Linked DNA regions of Homo sapiens: region 1 is linked to region 2. A link is a contact called in ENCODE Hi-C or POLR2A ChIA-PET data. All regions are on one chromosome and are shown on one strand. The core of a region is the stretch at or near the end of the contact, and the rest is flanking DNA. Distances in the headings are between cores, read along the strand shown. Region 1 holds the start of MIDEAS (mitotic deacetylase associated SANT domain protein). Region 2 holds the start of PAPLN-AS1 (PAPLN antisense RNA 1).

Evidence for each region. A loop is a pair of places that touch in the nucleus more often than their neighbours do. ChIA-PET counts read pairs that join two places held with the same protein, here RNA polymerase II (POLR2A). Pooled maps may share reads with other maps.
Region 1: a pooled map shows a loop between it and region 2 (4-fold over the local background). The contact joins the promoter of MIDEAS here to the promoter of PAPLN-AS1 in region 2. A Hi-C loop is called at or near these places in 4 of 37 single-sample maps with no recorded cell type and 5 of 50 pooled maps. POLR2A ChIA-PET finds 5 or more read pairs at or near these places in 1 of 52 experiments (activated B cell).

Annotation. Positions count from the first base shown.
Region 1 is chr14:73,759,005-73,761,704 of GRCh38, reverse strand. MIDEAS (mitotic deacetylase associated SANT domain protein) reads left to right here and starts at 1,402. Exons shown (of 13, transcript NM_001367710.1): 1 at 1,402-1,942. RefSeq lists enhancers at 1-79, 995-1,324 and silencers at 1,745-1,984, 2,115-2,264, 2,625-2,700.
Region 2 is chr14:73,244,670-73,247,369 of GRCh38, reverse strand. It overlaps PAPLN-AS1 (PAPLN antisense RNA 1), which reads left to right and starts at 1,369. Exons shown (of 2, transcript NR_135248.1): 1 at 1,369-1,846; 2 at 2,126-2,700. It overlaps PAPLN (papilin, proteoglycan like sulfated glycoprotein), which reads right to left. Exons shown (of 27, transcript NM_001365906.3): 3 at 2,611-2,700; 4 at 1,674-1,734; 5 at 1,195-1,297. It also overlaps the pseudogene RNU6-419P. RefSeq lists enhancers at 1-109, 248-317 and a silencer at 1,265-1,534.

The sequences.
Region 1 (2,700 bases), core at 153-2,652, 510 kb before region 2:
AAATCGGGGAGCCCGGGCTTTTTTTTGTAGAAGGTGGTTTCCCTAGCTCCTCTATTCACTTACTGTAATCACAGAATCATGGATCTTGAACTGGAAGGGATCTCAAGAGGTCCTCTGGTCCAGTCCTGTGGCATAATTACCTGTATTTTGTAGATAAGATTGTTTTAAGTGTTCCTTATTTTGACATATCTATCATAACATGGTGCAAATAAGCCCTTCTCCTCTTGGGGAGGTGTGACTTCCAGGTGTACATGTACGCAGGTGCTCCAGCCAGCAAAGAGGTGGAAGAGGACAGGAAAGCCATGCCCCCTTAGAAGCAAGTGCAGGTTTGGCAGGATTTCTGGGCAGAAGATCCAAGTTTTGCCTGTGTCCTCCACACCCCACCCTGGCCCTGTAGGCCCAGTGAGTGTGTGAGAATCATATTCTGCTGCCCCTCCCTCCTCTTCTCCCTGAGAAAGTGAGGGATGCACCTGGTTCTCAGGTCTGGCCACAGTGTTTTGAAAAGTGGCTGCCAGGACACATGGTATTCTTCGGTGGTTTTTCTTTCAAAGGAAAATCTCCTTGTGACCCATCTCCTTGAAAAACAGCCACCGCCACCACCGCCGCCGCCACCACCACCACTGCACCACCACCAAAAAACTTGGAAGGAAGAATAGGACACACTCCCCTGAACTTTCCCCTGGCCCTAGAGCCCCATTGAATGTGGGGGCCAGAACCAACCTCTTGAGCTGCAAAAATGTTTTCCATCTTCCCACCAGTCAGGCAAGGAGGCATCAAGGCCTGGACCTGAGAATTGATCAGGGGGATATTTAGGGAAGACAGGGGAAAATGTGAGTATGGAGTGAAAAGCCGCTCAACTCTGGCCTGAGTTGCTAGATTTAAATCCAGGAGATTTTCCTCACCTAAGCGATGGAGATGGTGGGTCCTTTCTAGGGACTGAGGCCAGTTTCTCAATAACCTTTACACGCACCAGGACGCTTTTGAGCCAGAAAGTGAAACTCGGAGAGTCTGTTAATAAAATGCCATGGAGAGGATTGTGCATGATTTACCGTATCCAAAACCAGAGAGAGTTTCTTTGTGGAAGAAAGCGACTTGTGCCTTCCCCAGCATCACACACACACTTTCCTGGCAGGCTCAATGGGTTTCCAAACATTTCGTCACCGTCTCCTCCTGACCTTGGTGTGAAAGGAACTAGCAGCGTGGCCCGCCAGCAAAGCCATCGGGGGCGCCAGCCTGGGCGGGGGATGGGGACGGCGACCGACTCGTGAGTGGAGGTGAGGTCTGCTGGAAATCCCCAGCCCCGGCCGCCGCCTGAGGTTTAAGGACGCCTTCCCCGGCCTTATTTGGTCGCAGGAAGTGGGCGGCGCCGGGCCTGCTGGCTGAGGCCGCCCCGAGACAGTTGTGCTGATGAAGTGGTAGAGCTGGTTCCTGCTCGCCGCGGTGCCGCGCGCGCCGGCCGGCCGCTGGGCGCTCCGCGCTCCCAGCCTCGAGTTGTGCAATCCTTTGTAGCACGCCAGAGTCCTCCTCCTCCGCTGTTGCCTCTCGCCCTCTCTCTTTTTTTTTTTTTCAAGCTGTGAGCTCAACCGATGAGTCAGAGCCGTGCAATCCTGACACTGCATCGCAGGACTGGGGGTGACACGGAGGGAGGCAGAGCGCTCGCGAGGCGGACGGCACGGGTGCGGGGCGCGCCGAGGCTCCTGCATCGCAAGCGGGGGGTGACAGCCCGCGCGTCCCGCCCGGGCCCTGCCAGCAAACTTCTCAGCCTCGGGAGGCGCGGGCTGGCGGAAGCCCCGCGAGCGCCGCGGGGAGGCGACGGCGCCTGTTTGTTTTTAAAATCGGGAGTGCGTGCAGGCGGCTGGAGTCCCGGAGGCGACCGAAGGCGGCGACCCGCGGCGGAAGGGGGACAGCCGAGCCCGGAGCCCGGAGCCCGGGCAAGAGCTGGGTAAGTGGGGCTGCCTGGCCGGCGGCCGAGGCCTGCACGCGGCGGGGCCGGCGAGGGGACCCCAGGCGGCGCGCGAGCTGTGGCTGCTCGCACGGCGGGTTGCAGCTCTGCAGGCGCGGCCCGGAGAGGGGGCCGCGGGGGCCGCTGCGCTCGAACTTCTGCGGCCTGGGCGGCGGTGGAGCGGGCGCGTGTGGCCGTGCGGGGGCCGCCTGCAGCCCGCCGCCCCCTCCCCCGCGGTCCGCGCCCTCGGCCCGCAGCTGCGTGTGCAGCGCAGCCCCGCGGTGTTTGTGCAGCTACGCAGCTTGCGCGCGGCCCCCGCCCACCCGGGCGCGGCCCCGCCAGGAAAGCCCTCCCCACCCGGCGGCCCGCGGCGGCTCGGGAATCCGGCTGCTCCTCCTCCGCTGGAGAGAAACGTGGTGTCCGTGGGGACCGGCTGACGTGACGGAGCCCAGGCCCGGAAGGCGCGGCGAGGGGCTAGCCAGCTGAGGGAACTTGGCGCGGGAGCCCCTTCCCCTGCCAGCGTGCACGGGAAAGTGGGCCTGGACGCGGCGTCCACGCCAGGAGTTTGGGGGACAGAGGTGCAGGGGCGTTGGGGAACTGGGGCAAATGCAGTCAGCAGAGGCCTAGGCTGGAGCGCTTCGCGCGGGCGGGCGCACCTCAGACCTGTCATCCTCCCGCGCGCCCCCGCACGCCCGCGCCGCCGCAGCCCTCCCAGCCCGCGCGGTGCCTCGCGGGGAGCTGTGTTCCCTGGTGCCTGG
Region 2 (2,700 bases), core at 120-2,619:
TCAGAAGACTTGTCTTGAGGAATCTTCTGATTCATCTAAAATGCTTAATGACATACATGTTGGTGCTTACCTGGGTGTTTTTTCCCTGAACTGTATTTCTCTAAAAATTAATGACTTATACCCTCCTCAGAGGTGCACAGACCATCTCCTCTGGCCCCCAGATCCTTGATAAATGAAGTCTTGGTGTACCAAGCCCCTTCCAGCCCCTCCTGCAGGATGACCGTGGGGCACCATTGCTACCGCTCCCGGGGTTCCCCATCTCCGTCTCTGTGCGACGGGAGGAACGCTTCCCATAGCAGACTGAGCAAAAACAGGGCTCAAAATGGTATAGACACACCATAGCTTCGTTTGAAAATATACATACATAAGGGGAGAAAGGATGGAAAGACCTCAAAATGGCTGCCATGGTGTTGCCACGGGCATGTGCTGGGGGGAGCAGGGGTACTGGTGATTGATTCATTATGGGTTGATCGATGGGGTATTTGACAAATGCTGGCTCTGGCAGCACATATACTAAAATTGGAACGATACAGAGATTAGCACAGCCCCTGCCCCCTTAGCTGGTATGGCATGCAAATTCATGAAGCATTCCATATTTACTTTAAAAATTATTTGGGAGGCTGAGGTGGAAGGATTGATTGAGCTTGGGAGGTACATGCTGCCCAGCTGACATGACACTGCTGCACTCAAGCCTGGGCAAGATCCTGTCTCAAAAAAAAAAAAAAAAGAAAGAAAGAAAAAGGAAAAGAAAAAAAGGAAAGGAAAGGAAGAGAGAAAAAAGAGCAAGCGAGAGAGAACGAGAGAGAAAGAAAAGAAAAAAAGATAAAGAAAAAGAGAGACCTCTTGCTCTCTCTCGAGGGACCTCTGCAGACCCTCTCCTCCCCAAAGGTGGGTCCTGTGGTCTACAAGATTTCCTGTACATTGCGAGCCCCCGCGCCCACCCAAAAAAAAAAAAAAAAAAAAAAAAAAAAATTGGTCGGGTACAGTGGCTCACGCCTGCAATCCCAGCACTCTGGGAGGTCGCTGCCGGCGGATCCCTTGAGCCCAGGAGTTCAAGACCAGCCTGGGCAACACAGTGAGACTGTCTCTAATATATATATATATGACAACGCCTCTATAATACGGCAATAGGAACTGTGGCATCAACGTAGGTATACAAGAGGCCCCGAGAGAGCGAGTCCCGGCCGCGCTCACCGCTGTAGTAGGGCAGCCACCGATACCGCCGCCCCTGGAACTCCGCTCCGTCGAACTCCGCGCACTGCTCGGCCCGGAAGTCCCGGGCGCCGTCGGGGCAGCTCTGCGGGGCGGAGGGGAAGTCGGGATCCAGGAGGGCGGAGTCCGAGGTCCGCCCACCTCCCGCCCCGCCCGAGCCCAGGGAGCCCAGGAGTCTCCCTTGCCTGCCCCATCGGAGCCGCCGGAGGTGGAGTCCGCCCCCCGGACCCCCGAACTCCTGTGCGTGCCCCTCCATGGTGCTCTAGGCTGTGGAGGGCAAGGCCAGTCCCCGGGAGCAGGGTGAGGAAGGGGCCCCCACGCAGCCCTGCTGTGGATTGGCGGGAGGACCCCAGGCTGGGCCAACCCAGCAGCCCGCGGCCAGGAGCGGGCATCCCAATGGGGAAATCGGCCAGGAGGGGCTGGGGAAGCTGGTGCCTTCGCCCGCGCCCCGTGAGCTTTACCTCCGTGCGACAAGAGCGGTGGCTCCGGGCGGGGCCCACGCAGCTGGAGCCTCCATCTCTCCTGCGGGACCAGAGCACCGGGAAGACCTGACCGAGACCCAACGTCCCTGCCCCCGTTCTGGGGCTCTCTGCAGGCCCCAACTTCTGCGGGACTCTCCAGTGGGAGCAGCAAGGTGAGAGGGTGTCCCCCGACCCCACCCCGTAAATCCCCCAGGTGGGAGTGAGCGACCCATGTTGGTACTCCAGAGAAGCGGGACTCAGAGCCCTACCCACCCTATAGTTTGGATTTAAGGCGGGACCACTCCACTGCATCTTAGGCAGATTCCCAGAGAAGACCCGAGGTGCATGAGATATAATACCCACCCGCTTGGCACAGCCATCCTGCGATCTAAGCAGGACATCAGTATAAGGCTCTTAGGATCATTCCTGGTCTCTCATTCCTCCTCACATAGGGTTCTCAGGAACAACCCCTATACAAACCGGGACAGAGGCACCTCACTACTCCTTCTGTGCCCCACCTTCTCCACTGACCCTGCCGGAGTGCAGCACACACAGCAAGCATTTAATAAATCGCTTGAAGTGGGGAACATCTGTACTCGGTAAAGAAACCACAGGAATTGGGAACTGCCGGTTGAAGATTATTTACCAGTTCCAGCAAAATTGACTGCACCTGCCATACTGCAGGCCGGTGCAGCATCAGGAGCTGGAGACCAGGGGCAACAGGCAGCACGCGTGCTCCAGCTCAGAGTGGAAGGCCCTGGGAAATGGTTTGATTTCCTGCGCTGAACTGATGCTGCTTCCAGAATGAATCTGCTCCTTGGTGGGTTCTGCTGATGTGGCCAGTGCTAGCCTAGGCCACGACCACCTAGCCCACCACCCAGAAGGCAGCATCCCCTGCTCCTGCTTTAACAAGCTGGCCCATTTTCATCTCTCCTACCTCTGGGAGTAGCAGGGGCGCTCCCGGAAGCTGACACCCCCTCCACAGGTCCGGCTGCAGGGGCTCCACTGGCTCCAGGGTCCCCAGGTG